Linked DNA regions of Homo sapiens: region 2 is linked to region 1. Evidence: read pairs that join two places in POLR2A ChIA-PET (ENCODE). Cell type or tissue: MCF 10A. All regions are shown on one strand. Each heading gives the region's core, and the rest is flanking DNA. Links, peaks and the distances in the headings are about the cores only.

Evidence for each region. ChIA-PET counts read pairs that join two places held together with the same protein. Peaks named below come from ENCODE experiments on the same cell type or tissue, not always from the same donor. Only the 100,000 strongest peaks of a DNase experiment are listed, where the experiment ranks them.
Region 2: POLR2A ChIA-PET joins it to region 1 with 6 read pairs; 6 of 35 experiments call an interaction of 5 or more read pairs at or near these places.

What each region holds. Positions count from the first base shown.
Region 1 is chr11:83,022,089-83,030,477 of GRCh38, forward strand. The region is part of intron 1 of RAB30 (RAB30, member RAS oncogene family); the gene reads right to left. Among named protein-coding and RNA genes, the nearest start is that of SNORA70E, 15 kb to the right of the region's middle. In MCF 10A, for the core only: no CTCF peak of the experiment used is centred there; a DNase peak (open chromatin) is centred at 3,353.
Region 2 is chr11:83,171,203-83,179,591 of GRCh38, forward strand. PCF11 (PCF11 cleavage and polyadenylation factor subunit) reads left to right here. Exons shown (of 16, transcript NM_001346413.3): 9 at 616-712; 10 at 5,883-6,002; 11 at 6,512-6,617. Among named protein-coding and RNA genes, the nearest start is that of PCF11-AS1, 12 kb to the right of the region's middle. In MCF 10A, for the core only: no CTCF peak of the experiment used is centred there; no DNase peak of the experiment used is centred there.

The DNA.
Region 1 (8,389 bases), core at 213-8,212:
CTAAATGCTGGTACCAGTTGAACTGCATTAAACTCATCCAAAGAGCTTCTTCTTATTAGGGGTGGGGGTGAAGGGGTGGGAGAGATAGGGAACAGGGCCTTGCTCTGTTGCTCAGGCTGGAATCCAGTAGCACGATCACATGGCCAGTGAAGCCTGGACCTGCCAGGCTCAGGTGATTGTCCCACCTCAGCCTCCCTTGTAGCTGGGACTACAAGCACATGCCACCACACTCAGCTAATTTTTAAATTTTTCTGGAGACATGGTCTCACTATATTGCCCAGGCTGGTCTTGAACTCCTGGCCTCAAGTGATCCTCCTGCCTCAGCTTCCCAAAGTGTTGGTATTACAGGTGTGAGCCACCGCACTTGGTCCAAAGAGCTTCTTAAAAATAAAACTGCTAGATCCCTTCCCTAGATATTCTGATTAAGAAAGTCTGTTCCATTAACTTCCAATAATGGAGAAAGGTCTTCCAATTTTTACTTTAGTATTTTTATTAGATATTTTTGCATTGCTTGAATTTTTAAATAAGTATCCTTTATTTTATAATTTTAAAATAAAGACAACTTTTAAATAAAAAAAAGAATAACTGACCAGAATCAGAAGTGAAATCTAGAATACTACAAAATGTTTCTTTCATTAGTAATGGGCAATTTAAAAAATAATAATAATGAAGTAAAAATACCCCCTGGTCACAACTGGGGAAATATGAACATGGCCTGATATCAGATGATCATTTTGTTTTTTGTTTTAGATACAATTTTATGTTGTATCAAATGTCTTTATTCTTAGAATACACATGCTGAAATGAGAGTTTCAGGTGAAGTGTTATAACATTTGCAACTTTCAAATGGTCCAGCATATATGTATATATGCATATGTATGTATGTGTATATATATATATGTATATATACACATACACACAAACATGAGAAATAAGACAAAATGTTAACAATTGTTTAATTTAGTTGGTGGGTATTTGGGTGTTCAATTTGTTACTCTTTCAAATTCTCAGTATGATTAAAATTTTTCTAATAGTTGGGGGAAAATATTCTCAGTTGATTCTGGTGATAATCTAGCTTGGGAACCACTGCTTTACCCAATAGATTTGTTCCTGAAGTTAGAAAAATAAGAATTCTGAGATACACAACATATAAATGCTCTGAAAGCAATAGTATTTAAAGAAATCTCATGTCACAATCTCCCCATAAAACACTGTCTCCTAATTAATTGTTCATAAACCTACATTTCACATAGGATTTGCTTAAGGTCAGCGCTCAGATAAGGGCAGACTTGAAATGTTGGTTAAGGGAAGAAGAGGCATGCACAAGCACAAAGCCTGAGGGTTGTACTTGACTCTTGTCTGCTCCTGTCTTGCTGATTTACCTGCTGAATATTTATCAAACCAGTCTCCTCCTCTCTTCTACTCGTGCTACTGCCGTGGGTCAGACTTCATCCTATCTCCCCTGCACCAGTGCTGAGAGCCCCAGCTGATGGCCCTGCCTCAGGTCCTACCCAGCTCAGATTCACTTCCACCTTGGCTAATACATATCCAAAACACGTGCTGGCTCATTGCTCTTCTACTGAAAACCCTACAATGGCTTCCCATTTCAAAATCAAGTCCAGAACTCTTCAATCTGTTTATAATATCCTCTCAATTTTGCCAGCCTCAATTCTCACCAAACTCACATTTTATAGCCCAGTAACAGTGAATTCCCCGTGATACGTCTCACCTCCATGCTTCAGCCCATGCATTCTTATTCCACCTTGCTCAGGCATCACTCTCCTTCTGAAAGCTTTCTTGGATTCACCACCTGCCATGCCTTCCCTCCCATCTCCCATACAGAGGTCAGAGTCTCCTATTTGGTTCTCCCACAATACCTCGACAGAGTTTAATCCGTGCAGTTACCCCACTGCTCACAATTATTTACTTATAAGACTATCTACTCCATATCCCGGGGCCTCTTGGGGAAGGACTGGATTTTATTCATCTTTGCAGCCCCAGTACTTACTTCTGCTTTGCCTTTCTGATGCCCCATTTTCTCATCTAGAGAATCAGAAGAATATCACCAACTTGAAAGGTTAGCGTTAAGTTTAAGTATTCAAAGCTTACCACAGGCATACAATAGGCCTTCAGCACATTTGATTTATAAGGTCAGCATCTCTTGTTTTTCGCTTTCCAATTCTGCCCTTCAGGACCAACTTCTTACACTGGCCCTGTGTCCAGCAAGGACACAGCGAGCAAGCTCCCCACCCATCTACATGCCAAAATAGTGAGGGTCTCAAACTCCAGATCTGCCTCAGGCTTCCCCACCCTGCCAGTGCCCTCTGGACTCTAGGATGACTCAACTAAGGAACCAATGCAGTACTGCAAACATTTCTTGAGCAGTTTTATGGAAGGCAATGTCCCTGATGCAGTGGAAAGTGATATAACATGTACAAAAAATGTATGACCTCTTATAGGGTAGGGGAAGGGTGAGGAGACAATTAGACAAGTGAAGGCAGTACAATTCAAAGAAGGAAAACATTGTATATCTCTGGGGGTAGACAGAAAAGCCTTAGAGGAAGTGGCATTTGAACAAGACCACAAAGGATGGATTTAAGCTAAGAGGCTGTTTCCAGAATTGTGTGTGTTCCACAAAACACAACACTGAAATGCTACTGTTACTCAGATGAAAAGTAAATTTAGAAAATGCTGCCTACGATGTACCCCTCTAGGAGATCTGCAATGCACAGTAACAAGCGTGAAGTAAAGAACCCTACTTAACTGTGTTGAACTCAGCATCCCAAGTTTGTTTGACTACTAGTTAATTCCCTATTTCTTTCCTCCTGGAGGAGAGAGTTATAGCATCTTTCAAGATCTGAGGTGTCTTGAAGTAGGAAACCCTATTTAACTCCGTTTAACCGAGCATCCCAAGTTTGTTTGAACGCTAGTAAGTTCCCTATTTCTTTTCCCCTGGAGGAAGATGTATAGCAACTTGGAGAACACACTTTAAGAAACAACAGGTTAAATGTTACCCTTTCAAAGCTATCCATTTGCATTTTACCAGGACTTCACATTGATAATACCTTCATATCTGATTTTTTAACAACAAAATCAGCAATTTTTTAAAATTCTCCTGACATTTTATCAGAAGAGAAAAAGCAATGGAAGATGCTGCAGAACTAAGAAGTTTCTCATTGTGAAGCACAGTGTAGACCATAAGCCTTTTAATCAAACGAAGGAAACAACACATCTCTGACTGAGTCCATTCATTCTTTGTTAGGATGTTTACACTGTTATAGCTGCCCTCACTCCCTCTGCAACCTGCTGACTGTGTAAAAAACACCAGACTTGAAAGCAAAGGGAACAACATTGCATAACAACAAGCCCTCAGGGCATGTTTTGCTCCTTTATATTTACCAAACAGTTGTGCTTGTAAAAGACAAGAAGGAAAGGGGCACTGCAGCTCATCCCCACTCCTGAAATTACAATGCTGAATTATCCAGTCTGAGAGTTAACATGTTTACTGGGAGTGAGGCACTGTGCTCATGATACAAAGAAAAATAACGTATAGCTGTTACTTCACAAGCCAGGACAGATAGGTAAATAAACTGTAATGCAGCAAAGTGCAAGCAAACACTTCTATAATAAGAGGGGAGTACACAGAAGCTGGGACTCCTTACCTTTGCCTGGGCTTAAGGTCAAAAGAGAAGCATGTTAAAATAAGGAAAAACTCCTCTTTGTTCTTAAAAAATTGAAAAGGAGTTTTCCAGGCAAATAAAATATATACATAGGTATAGATAAACAGATATAGATAGATGATATAGATATAGATACAAGGCCAGGCATGGTGACTCACATCTATAATCCCAGCACTTTGGGAAGCCAAGGTGGGAGGATTGCTTGAGCCCAGGAGTTTGAGACCAGCCTAGGAAACATAGTGAGACCCCCATCTCTTCAAGAAAATTAAAAAATTAGCCAGATGTGGTGGTGTGTACCTATAGCCCTAGCTACAAGGGAGACTGAGATGGGAGGATCACTTGAGCCTGGGAGGTTGAGGCCACAGTGACCTCTGATCATGCCACTGCACTCCCACCTAGGCTACACAGCAAGACCCTGTCTCAAAAAAAAGACATAGATATAGATACACATACACACATACATAAAAAAAAATAAGGCCATAGGGCTGAGTAGAATAGGATACGTGATATGATTTGGATATCTGTCCCCTTCAAATCTCATGTTGAAATGTAATTCTCAGTGTTGGAGGTGTGGCCTAGTGTGAGGTGTTTGGATCATGGGATAGATCCATCATGAATGGTTAGCACCATCCCCTTGGTGATGAGTGAATTCTGGCTCCGGTAGTTCATGTGAGATCTGGTTAAGAGTACGGCACCTCTGTCCTCACTCTCTCTTGTTTCCACTCTCACATGTAACATTCTGGCTCCCGGTCACCTTCTGTCATGACTGTAAGCTTTCTGAGGTCTCACCAGAAGCAGAGGCCAGCACCATGCTTCCTGTAAAGCCTGTAAAACTGTGAGCCAGTTAGATTTCCTTTCTTTATAATTTTCCCAGCTTCAAGTATTTCTTTGTAGTAATGCAAAAATGGACTAACAATAGGATAGGGCAAGATTGAAAAGAAAAAAAAGAGCAGCCAATCTGGAGAAGGTGTCACACTGAACTACTGCATCTAATTTCACTTATTCCAAAAACCCCACAAAAATTCAGTAAAGTGCTTTATTTTTATTAAAAAAAACCTTATAAGTACAGAGAAGATAAGACAATGGTGTCAAATTTTGGAAGCTTGGGAAGCAGATGAACAAGTAGTAATTGACTTAGCATACTCAGAAAATGTGGAATTCAGCTGATTTAAACCACAGAATCCTTAAAAAACACAGGAACTGACAGTACCTTGTACTCCTAGAGCAGGCGTATAGGATGCTAGAATAAAGAACACAAGAGAGAAGGCTACTCAAGGAGTTAGATACCTAGATTCCCCCTCCTCATTAACAAAACTCCAAAGGCCTGTCTCTGGGGAGCACAAAACAGAAATATCCAGCATTTGCTTGAAATAATCTGAGGAAGGGGATTGCGGGATACAAAGCAAACTAAAATATCCATCAAGTGAAAACTAGTGAACCTGAATGATGGGTACATGGGAATTCACTGTATTGCCCTCCCTACTTTTGTAAATCTTTAGCATTCCCCATAAAAAAAAAGTAAGAGTGTCTTTGGCCTGGCAGTATCCAGCGTGGATGAGGGGGAAACATATCACAGATAAGGCACTATGTCTACAGAAGGTAGAGTGCAAAGGTTCCCATGTTTCTTCTCCCGAGTACCAAAACATAGTCAGATAGAACCCCACCATCCGAAGAAGAGTGAAAGACTCTTTGCTGGTGAATGTACCCAAGGGAAAACCTGAAGATGGTAACATCAGGGGAGCCCAACAAACAGCCCATCCAGATCACCGTACCGTGAGGCTCAGAGCTAATTATCTCCATTCTGTATTCAGAGTTTCCTGACAGTACTTTTTAAAAAAAGCTTTATGTCACATACCATATAATTCACCCTTTTAAAATATGCAATTTTCTCTAGGAACTAAATGAAAAAAAATAAAATGTACATTTCAATGGTTTTTAGCATATTTACAGAGTTGTACAACCATCACCACAATCAATTTTAGAACATTTTCCATTCCCCCAATGAAAATCCTACACACATTAGTAGTCACTCTGCATTCCCCCCACTCCCCAGCCGCAAGTAACTACTAATCTATTTTTTTGTCTGTATAGATTTGTCCATTCTGGCCATTTCATATAAATGAAATCCTACACTCTGTGGTCTTTTGTGAGTGACTTCTTTCACTTAGCATAATGTCAAGGTCTTGACAGCTTTTTTCCTCCCCCTCTTAATCAGGAGCAACACAGCCAAGGATCACATTTTAGAGTGACATCTTGGGAAAGCCTCTAATAAAGATACAGACCATGGCAAACACAAAAAAAAGTGACTTGAAGGAAACAGATAATATGCAAGGGCGGAAATACCATTAATATTCTCACAAAAATGAAATAAAACTACATCCATGAAACAAAAATAGGATGCTATATAAAGGAAACATAGAGAACAAAAAGAGCTCTTAGACATTGACAACATAATAGCAGACTTTTTTTAAATCTTCAATAAAAGGATTGAATGATAAAATCGAAATCTTCTAAAGAATAAAATCAAAAGACAAAGATATGGAAACAGCAGAGAGAAGTTAAGAATATTCTAAAGGTCCAGTACAGGAGGGGTCCTATATCCAAATAAGAGAAATTCCCAGGAAAGAGCAGAAAAAAGAAAAATCATAACAATATATTCAATAAAATTTCAGAGAACTGAAGGATGCAGGTTGCCAGGTTGAAAGGGCCCAGCACACGAAGCACACTGTGAAACTTCAGAAAACTGCAGACAAAGAGAAGATTTTACAAACTGTCAGAGAGGAGGGAAAGACAAATAGGTTATATATAAAGAATCAGAAATCAGAACCCTTCCAACTTCTCTACAGCAACAATAAAAAGACAATAAAGCAATGCCTTTAAAATCTGAAGGAAAATGATTTTCAACTTAGAGTGCAATACCCAAATAAACTACCAATAAAGCACGAGAATAGAAGAAAGATACTTTAAAGTATACAAGACCCAGAAATTCATATTCCATGCACCGTTTTATAAGAAGCTCCTACTTTGGGAGGCTAAGACAGCAAGATTGCTTAAGCGCAGCAGTTTGGGAGCAGCCTGACCAACATGGCGAGACCCTATCTCCACAAAAAGTGAAAAAGTTAGCCAGGCATGGTGGCATGCACCTGTGGTCCCAGGTACTTGAGAGGATCACTTGAGCCCAAGAGTTCGAGGCTACAATGAGCTGTTTCACTTCACTGCACTCCAGCCTGGGCAACTGAGTGAGACCCTTTCTCAAAAACAAACAAAAAAAAGCTCCTGGAGGATGTCCTTCACTAAGTGGTATAAAAGAAACATCAAGAGATCTAGTCCAAAGACAAGCAACAGAGGACGCCAACATGACTACCACAGGAAGTAGCCAACCAGAATAAAGAAGTATAACTCAAGAGACAGACACATTGAAGACAGCCATCACCAACAACCCCACTGCCATTAAACCCTCTTTTGTGTTGTGTTCAAATATTTTAAATATATGATTATAAAGTTTTCAAATATACATAAAAGCAGACCCCCCAACACCCATTACCAAAGTTCAACACTTACCAAGATTTTGACACGTTAACTTAATCTATCCCTTTCCCCCCCTATTTTTTTCTTTGCTTAAATATTTTATTATTATTATTATTATTATTTTGAGACAGGGTCTCGCTCTGTTGCCCAGGCTGGAGTGCAGTGGTGTCATCATGGCTCACTGCAGCCTCAACCTCTGGGATGCAGCAAACCACCTGCCTCAGTCTCCCAAAGTGCTGGGATTACAGGTATGAACCTTAGCATCCAGGCTGTTTAAATATTTTTAAACAAATTCTACATCATATCATTTTATTCCTATGTACCTCAGAACTCATCTCTATATTATTCATCTTCTTACATTATACTATTATTATCACACCTGAATAAAAGTAACAGTAATTCCTTGATATCATCTCAAAAATTTCTTTTTACACACATCTACATGCATACTTGTAGCAGCACAATTCACAATTGCAAAGATATGGAACCGACCTAAGTGCCCATCAACCAATGAGTGGATAAAGAAAATGTGGTATATATCCACCATAGAATACTACTCAGCCATAAAAAGGAATAGAATAATGTCTTTTGCAGCAACTTGGATTGAGCTGGAAGCCATTATTCTAAGTGAAGTAACTCAGGAATGGAAAACCAGATACCTTGTTTTCTTACTTAAGTGGGAACTAAGCTGTGAGGACACAAAAACAATACAGAGCAATATAATGAAATTTGTGACCTGGGGAAGGAGTGGGCAAGGGGAGTGAGGGATAAAAGACTACATACTGAGTAGGGTGTACACTGTTTGGTTGACAGGTGCACTAAAATCTCAGAATTCACCACTGTAGAATTTATCCATGTAACCAAAAACCACTTATAACCCAAAAGCCATTTAAAAAAATTTTTTTAATGTCTTTTCAATGCCAGGTGTGGTGGCTCATGCTTATAATCCCAGCATTTTGGGAGGCCAAAGCAGGAGGATCGCTTGAGACCAGGAGTTCAAGAGCAGCCTGGGTAACATGGTGAGACCGCATCTCTTCAAAAAAAAAAAAAAATTAGTTGGGTGTGGTGGTATATGCCTGTAGTCCCAGCTTCTTGGGAGCCTGAGGTGGGAGGACTGCTTGATCTCAGGAGGTCAAGGCTATGTTGAGCCGTGTTCATGCCACTGTACTCCAGCCTGAGAA
Region 2 (8,389 bases), core at 252-8,251, 150 kb after region 1:
TTGACATCTTTTACAAGACCTTTTACAAGATTACTTTGTAATGTGGCTATAACCATGTGCAAAGATGATGGCCAAGCAAGATGCTTACCTGCTTGGTAATTCAGAATGCTAATTAGAACAGGCTTTTGATATCTGTGGAAAAGTGGCAAGGGTTAGGAGTTCTGGCCTCAGTTTTGCTCCTAACTAGCCCTTGTGATTGTGTATAGATCATATTGCATTATGTCAGTTCTTCTATTTGTAAAATAAGGGAAAGCACCAGCAAGGTAAAGTGACTTGTGTAAAGTAACACAGCTAGTTACCTTATATTTGCATGGTATCTTACAGTTTCCTTTTTGGGGGGCTACTTTGCCTCTCTAGTAGGTACCTTAAACTTTTCAAAGAAGTTTTAACCCATTCTCAGTAACTTATACCTCTATGAAACAGATAAGGGAAGGTTTTATTGTTCCTGTTTGTAGAAGACCTAGAAGTGAAGTGATGCAGCCAAGTTATCTTTCTAAATCTTTATTTATAAGCCAGGCCTTGTGACATCTATGAATATTTTTATGTAATTAGGATGTTAAAAGTTTTACTTGAAATATAGAAAGCATGTTCTTAAAATTAAGGTTTTTCTTAAAGGTTCTGAGTGGTGTTGCTCAGCCAGTAGCTTTTGGTCAAGGACAACAGTTTTTACCAGTTCATCCACAAAATCCTGGATTTGTTCAGAATCCTTCAGGTATGTACTTTCTGAACTTTGTTTTTCAAAAGACAAATGATTATTGTTTTGTTGAATAGCTAACTTTGTGAATTTTAGGAAATGACAGTTTTGCAAAGGTATATTTAATTTAGAGAAATTTAATCTGGCTGACATATTTTTGTTCCTTTTCTAAGTTTATTTACATTGTGGATGTGTATTCATAATGACCCTATTTACAGCTAGAGATGGTTAGCGGGGACTTGTAGTCCACTAAACAAAGGGAAGGAAACCTATTGGGTGGAAACTGGGAGTGGGAGGGAAGGTATGACATTTGTGTTGAGATAGAATGAAATAAATGACAGACCTTAGAAATCTCAGTGAATACTGAGGATACTGCATTAATAAAGTTGATTAATTTTTATGTTTTTGTGGGCACTCAAATAGCAAAAAGCGGCTTTCCTAGCCAGGTTCACTGATAAGCATCTTTGTTACTATGGGGTGATGCTTAGTACTAGATAAAAGGACTTTTAAAATGGATTTTAGTTTTATTTATTTATTTATTTATGAGGCAGAATCTTGCTCTCTTACCCAGTCTGGAGTGCAGTAGTGTCATATTGCCTCACTGCAGCCTCTGCCTCCGGGGTTCAAGCGATTCTCCTGTCTCAGCCTCCCAAGTAGCTGGGACTACAGGCGTGTGCCACCAGACTGGGCTAACTTTTGTATTTTTACGGGGTTTCACCATCTTGGCCAGGCTGGTCTCGAGCTCCTGACCTCAAGTGATCTGCCCACCTCAGCCTCCCAAAGTGCTGAGATGGCAGGTGTGAGCCACCATGCCCGGCAAAATGAATTTTAGTTTTAATATGTGGTAATAGGGAAGTACATACATTAGTGATACTTGCTTTCATTTCTGAATCATTGAAACAGCTGTTTCAGAAACATGCTTTACTGTAGTATTGAGTTAATCAGTTTACAATAAATTTATGGAGTTTTCCAAAACTTCTGAAGTAATTAGGAAATCCTAGCCAAGCTCTTTTTTATACATTAGTCCTTAAATTGTGTCAAGAAATTCAATGAATTTGGAAGCTTTTAAGTTTTAATTTCTACATGGACAATTATGACTAATTAATATTTGTTATTATTATTATTTTGTTACTATAATGAAAAGAGAAGGAAAGAATTTGGGATCTAAAGCCCAGAAGACCAGGGTTGGAATCTCTACTATGTTACTTTATAAATGCGCAGGCTTTAAGCAAGTATCTCCCCTGAGGTTCAGTTTTTTCCCTCTGTAAACAGCATATGGGCCGGGCATGGTGGCTCACGCCTATAATCCCAGCACTCTGGGAGGACGAGGCAGGTGGATCACAAGGTCAAGAGATGGAGACCATCCTGGCCAACATGGTGAAACCTCGTCTCTACTAAAAATACAAAAATTAGCTGGGTGTGGTGGTGCATGCCTGTAGTCCCAGCTACTCAGGAGACTGAGGCAGGAGAATCGCTTGAACCCAGGAGGTGGAGGTTGCAGTGAGCCAAGATCAGGCCACTGCACTTAGGCCTGGTGACAGAGTGAGACTCCGTCTCAGAAAAAAAACCAAAAACCAAAAAAAAAACATGATATGGTAGTATCAGTATTTGTCTGTTTTGTTGTTGTTTTTTTTTTTTTAGAGAATCAAATGATATAGTATATGCAAAAGTACTTTGTAACTTGTAACTTGTCAAGTGCTATATTAATGTATTTTCCTTTAGAACTCAGTTTTTATTGTTGAGCAGAGGATTTGTTATATTGGGGTTAGTGGCATGAGATGCTCTACAGAAACTACAAATTTTCTTGTTTCTTTCTTTCTTTCTTTTTTTTTTTTTTTTTTTTTTTTTTTTGAGACGAGTCTTGCTCTTGTCACCCAGGCTGGAGTGCAGTGGCATGATCTCAGCTCACTGCAACCTCTGCCTCCTGAATTCAAGCAGTTCTCCCGGGCTCAGCCTCCCCAGTAGCTGGGACTACAGGCACATGCCACTACACCTGGCTAATTTTTGTATTTTTAATAGAGGCAGAGTTTCACCATATTGGTCAGGGTGGCTTGAATCCTGACCTCAGGTGATCCACCTGCCTTGACCTCCCAAAGTGCTGGGACTACAGGTATGAGCCACTGTGCCCAGCCTTGTTTTGCTTTTACAACCTTGGGTTATATGTGTATGTGTACAGGACATAGCAGTGTCACAGAGGAAATCATAATTATTCCCCTTGTTAGGGGGTATTGAATGGGACATTAGGTGTGTCTTCATTCTTCAAGTTCTTCTTACTCTTAAAAGATGTGTCAACAGTTTTCAGTGTGCTATATTTAGCTTCTCTCAAGGTTCCTTCTCTAATTTGAAAGTGTAAACATCCCTTTTCTAGTAGGAAATATACCCATGTTCATTTTTCAGACATATATTAGTCATCTGCTGTATGCTAGGCAGTATGCTAGGATGAATTTAATAAGGTTCATCCTTCAAAGACCTTTATTTTTATTTTTAAAGTTTTTTTTTTTTTTTTAAAGAGGGTGCTCACTATGTAGCCCAGGCTGGTCTCAAACACCTGAACTCAAGCAATCCTCCCACCTCGGCCTCCCAAAGTGTTGGGTTTATAGGCATGAGCCACCACACTCGGCCTCAAAGAGCTTTATAATATAGAAAGGCTATTGATTTTTTTTTTTTGGTTTAACAAAAAACACATAATAATGCCAAACACCTCAGTTCCTTAGAAATATTAATTCATTTAACCTCATATCAATCTTAGGTAGGAACTATTATTACCCTTTTTACAGGCACGGGAAACTGAGGCATAGATAAGGAACTTGATTATGTCACACAACTAGAAAGTGGAATTTCTGGTTAAAATCCCTGGAGTCTGGTTCCACAGTTTATGCTGTTGGTTACTAGACTTGGCTGCCCTCAGACATCTGAATAGCTAATTGTGCATCTTAGGCATATAAATAGCTAATTTAAAGGAAAGTAAAGGTTAAACTAGTGAGTTAAATGTTACTGTAATTGATTATTGAAGTTGATCTCTTCATTCATGTATTCAGACATTTAGTTTGAACAGACATTAATTAGCCTACGATATATAAGGCAGTATGATAAATGTATACAGTGGTTAAGGGTAGGGATTATCTGTATGTGGATGCAAATTGAATTTCTGCCATTAAGAGGAATTTTTAGTGGTTCAGAACTTTTCTGTATAGGTGTAGTGAGATGCATCATAGTGACATACAAATACATTAAAATATTGTTTTCTTTTTTTTGAGATAGGGTCTTCTTGCTCTTTTGTCCAGGCTGGAGTACAGTGGGGTGATCTTGGCTCACTGCAACCTCCTCCCAGTTTCAAACGATTCTCATGCCTCAGCCTTCTGAGTAGCTGGATTACAGGCATGGGCTACCACAACCGGCTAATTTTTGTATTTTTTAGTAGAGACGGGGTTTCACCATATTGGCCAGGCTGGTCTCAAACTCCTGACCTCAGGTGATCCACCTGCATCACCCTCCCAAAGTGCTGGGATTACAGGTGTGAGCCGCTGCACCTGGCCTAAAATATTGTTTTCATAGTTAAAGAATCACAATTATGGCCGGGCACTGTAGCTCACACCTGTAATCCCAGCACTTTTGGGAGGCTAAGGCAGGCAGATCATGGAGTCAGGAGATCAGGACCATCCTGGCTAACACGGTGAAACCCCGTCTCTACTAAAAATACAAAAAGAAATTAGCTGGGTGTGGTGGCACGCACCTGTAGTCCAGCTGCTCTGGAGGCTGAGGCAGGAGAACGGTGTGAACCCAGGAGGTGGAGCTTGCAGTGAGCTGAGATCGTGCCCCTGCACTCCAGCCTGGGCAACAGAGTGAGACTCTGTCTCAAAACAAAAACAAAAACAAAAAAAGAATCACAATTATTAGAATAGTGCTTGGAAAAATATGAGACTGGAATGATTCCTCACCAATGAGGATTCCTTATCAAGCAGAACAAGATTGTTAGGCTTATCTTATTTATTCAAGTTATTGAAGCTTTAGTAACCATGACACCTTTTCAGCAATAGCTTGAGCTGCTTTGCAAGGGCAGTATGCTTTTTAGCAAAGGTCATAGGAGCAGGTATACTCTGAGCCATCTGATTCATCTCCCTGTTTCAGTTTTCCTGTTACGTCAGGGAGCATTGAGGTCAGGAGTACTTCCACTTAGGCTTAGTGCTAAGGGGTAATAAACTATTTCATCTATATAAAACTACTTTTTCCAGTGTACTTAGAAGATGAGGAAGAGAGATTAGAAAGGTGGAAAGTTGGAGATGGGGTGGTGCTGCATTGCTTGGGAGAAGGGAGCATAAAGGGTCATTATTTTCAGTGTTGTCAGCATTTGTTTTAGAATATATTCTCAACTCCAGTGTGGTGATTCCTCAAGCATCTAGAACTAGAAATACTATTTGACCCAGCAATCCCATTACTGGGTATATACCCAAAGGATTATAAATCATGCTTTTATAAAGACACGTGCACACATATGTTTATTGTGGCACTATTCACAATAGCAAAGACTTGGAACCAACCCAAATGTCCATCAATGATAGACTGGATTAAGAAAGTGTGGCACATATACACCATGGAGTACTTTGCAGCCATAAAAAAGGATGAGTTCATGTCCTTTGCAGGGACATGGATGAAGCAGGAAACCATCATTCTAAGCAAACTATCACAAGGGCAGAAAAACAAACACCGCATGTTCTCACTTGTAGGTAGGAATTGAACAATGGGAACACTTGGACACAGGGCAGGGAACATCACACACCAGGCACAGTCGGGGGGTGGGGGGTCTGGGGGAGGGATAGCATTAGGAGAAATACCTAATGTAAATGACGAGTTGATTGGTGCAGCAAATCAACATGGCACATGTATACCTATGTAACAAACCTGCACGTTGTGCACATGTACCCTAGAACTTAAAAGTATAATAAAAAAACAAAAAAAAAAGAAGGAAAAAAGAATATATTCTCAAGTCATGCTGACTTGTAGACCTAAATGAAAAGATAATCTTAGGGGCTTTTGAAATTAAACTTATTAATAAATTAGATTTTGTCAAATTTACTGTTGGCAGGACATCTTGAAGAAAACTTTGAAAAATGCTTAGTATAATTTGCATCTTTAAGTTCTACATTCACTTCAAAAGTGGTTTTTTTTCTTTCTTTCTTTTTTTTGTTAGGAGCCCTCCCTAAGGCATATCCTGATAATCATCTCAGTCAGGTGGATGTAAATGAATTGTTTTCAAAATTGCTAAAAACAGGAATTCTCAAATTGTCCCAAACTGATTCAGCTACAACACGTAAGTGTGATTTTATACTTAAATTTACACAAAGCTTCATTAAGTTTTTGAGATGTATGATGTAATATAATGATATAAGTTATGATAAAGGTCCTTACAATAATTGAATTCCTAGGTATAGCTTTTATTTTTGATTTTCGGTTTATAATGAAATTCTTTTAGATTTCCTAAGATTGAACTACCTTATAGTGGACATGTGTTTCAGTTAACTAACATACCTAATGTGCAGGCTTTTTACCAGTAATTGTATGTTAGATTAACTTTTGAAAAGGTTTTGAATATTAATGAAATAAATGACTTTTATTATAGATGACTTTTAAGAAATCAGAGTTAACATCACATATCAAAATAAAAAATTGTATTAGGTTCCTTGGCCAGTAAACTTGAGATCAGAAGCACTGAATGGACTAGGTGGATTTCTCTATTTGCTTATAATACTATAGTGTTCCTCTGTAGAGAATACATGGAGAATGGTATTAAGAAATTTGTATGTCTCTTCTTAATTGAAGAAGTAAGTGAAGTAACTGCTCAGCCTCCCCCTGAAGAGGAGGAAGATCAAAATGAAGATCAAGATGTTCCAGATCTTACTAATTTTACAGTTGAAGAATTGAAACAGTATGTAATCTAATTTTCTTTAAGATAAAGAGGCAGTGACTTTAATAACACTGTTATAGTGGACATTGTTACTATTAGTGCTTTCCCTTTCCCTTTATCCCTTTTACTGTTTTAACATTTAGGAAGTCTTTTTTTTTTTTTAATGTGGTAAAATATACATAACATAGTCTTTGGGAAGCCTATTTTTAAATCGTCTTTTAAAATATGTCTGCTGTACAAGTACTTGGGCCAAAGGCCACCCCCAAAAGTCTTACTCTGCTGCCCAGGCTGGAGTTCAGTGGCGTGATCCTGACTCACTGCAACCTCTGCCTCCCAGGTTCAAGTGATTCTCCTGGGATTACAGGTGTGCACCACCATACCCAGCTAATTTTTGTATTTTTAGTAGAGATGGGGTTTCACCACGTTGGCCAGGCTAGTCTCGAACTCCTAACCTCCAGTGATCCACCTGCCTTGGCCTCCCAAAGTGCTGGGATTACAGGTGTGAGCCACCACACCTGGTCCCTCAAAATTTTCATTTTTTAATCTGTGATACAGAAAACTTAGGGAGTTTAAATATTAGGTATTGATAATTCATGTATTCCTGTTTAGTTTCATTTTCTGTGTATCATCATTTTTTCTGTATTGATATTCTTAACATTTTTGAGGTTCAGAAATGAGATTTTCATAGTTCAGCATTTACAATTAAAAAAAAATCGGCTGGGCGCGGTGGCTCACTCCTGTAATCCCAGCACTTTGTAAGGCCGAGGCAGGTGGATCACGAGGTCAGGAGATCGAGACCATCCTGGCTAACAAGACCATCCTGGCTAACATGGTGAAACCCCGTCTCTACTAAAAATACAAAAAATTAGCCGGGCGCAGTGGCGGGTGCCTGTAGTCCCAGCTACTCGGGAGGCTGAGGCAGGAGAATGGTGTGAACCCGGGAGGCGGAGCTTGCAGTGAGCCGAGATAACGCCACTGCACTCCAGCCTGGGCGAAAGAGCGAGACTGTGTCTCAAAAAAAAAAAAAAATCTATTTTTCATTTTATAAGTAATGTTAATTGTGGAAAATTAGAACATACTATAAATAAAATCAAGAAAACGTACAACTCTCACTTTATGGATAACAACTGTTAACATTTGGTGCATATCTTTTCATAATTTTCTATTGTATTATAAAAAACATTTAAAGATTTTTCTAGTGAATAAATTCATTAATCCTGTGAGTACTTTATAAAAAATAAAATAGTGAATGAGTTTTTCACTCTTAAAATCATTTTTTAAATTTGAATTAGATACTATAATGTAAAATCCTTTTTTTTTTCAAAGTAATACTTTCACATAAAGGCTTTTAATAAAAGATGGCATCCCTTTCTCCTTCACCCAACACTGTACCCTAGAGGCAATCATTTTATTTTTTTAACTTTTCAAACTATTTTTTCTGCCATTTACCTCTTTTTCCTTTTTTTTTTGAGACAGAGTCTCACTCTGTCACCCAGGCTAGAGTGCAGTGGCCCTGTCTTGGCTCATTGCAACCTCCGCCTCCCAGGTTCAAGTGATTCTCCTGCCGCAGCCTCCTGAGTAGCTAAGATTATAGGCACCCATCACCACGCCCAGCTAATTTTTGTATTTTTAGTAGAGATGGGGTTTCATCATGTTGTCCAGGCTGTTCTCGAACTCCTGGGCTCAAGTCATCTGCCCGCCTCGGCCTTCCAAAATGCTGGGATTACAGGTTTGAGCCACCTATTTCTTATAATACACATAATTTTCTGTTTCTTGATTTACCACATCTGGAC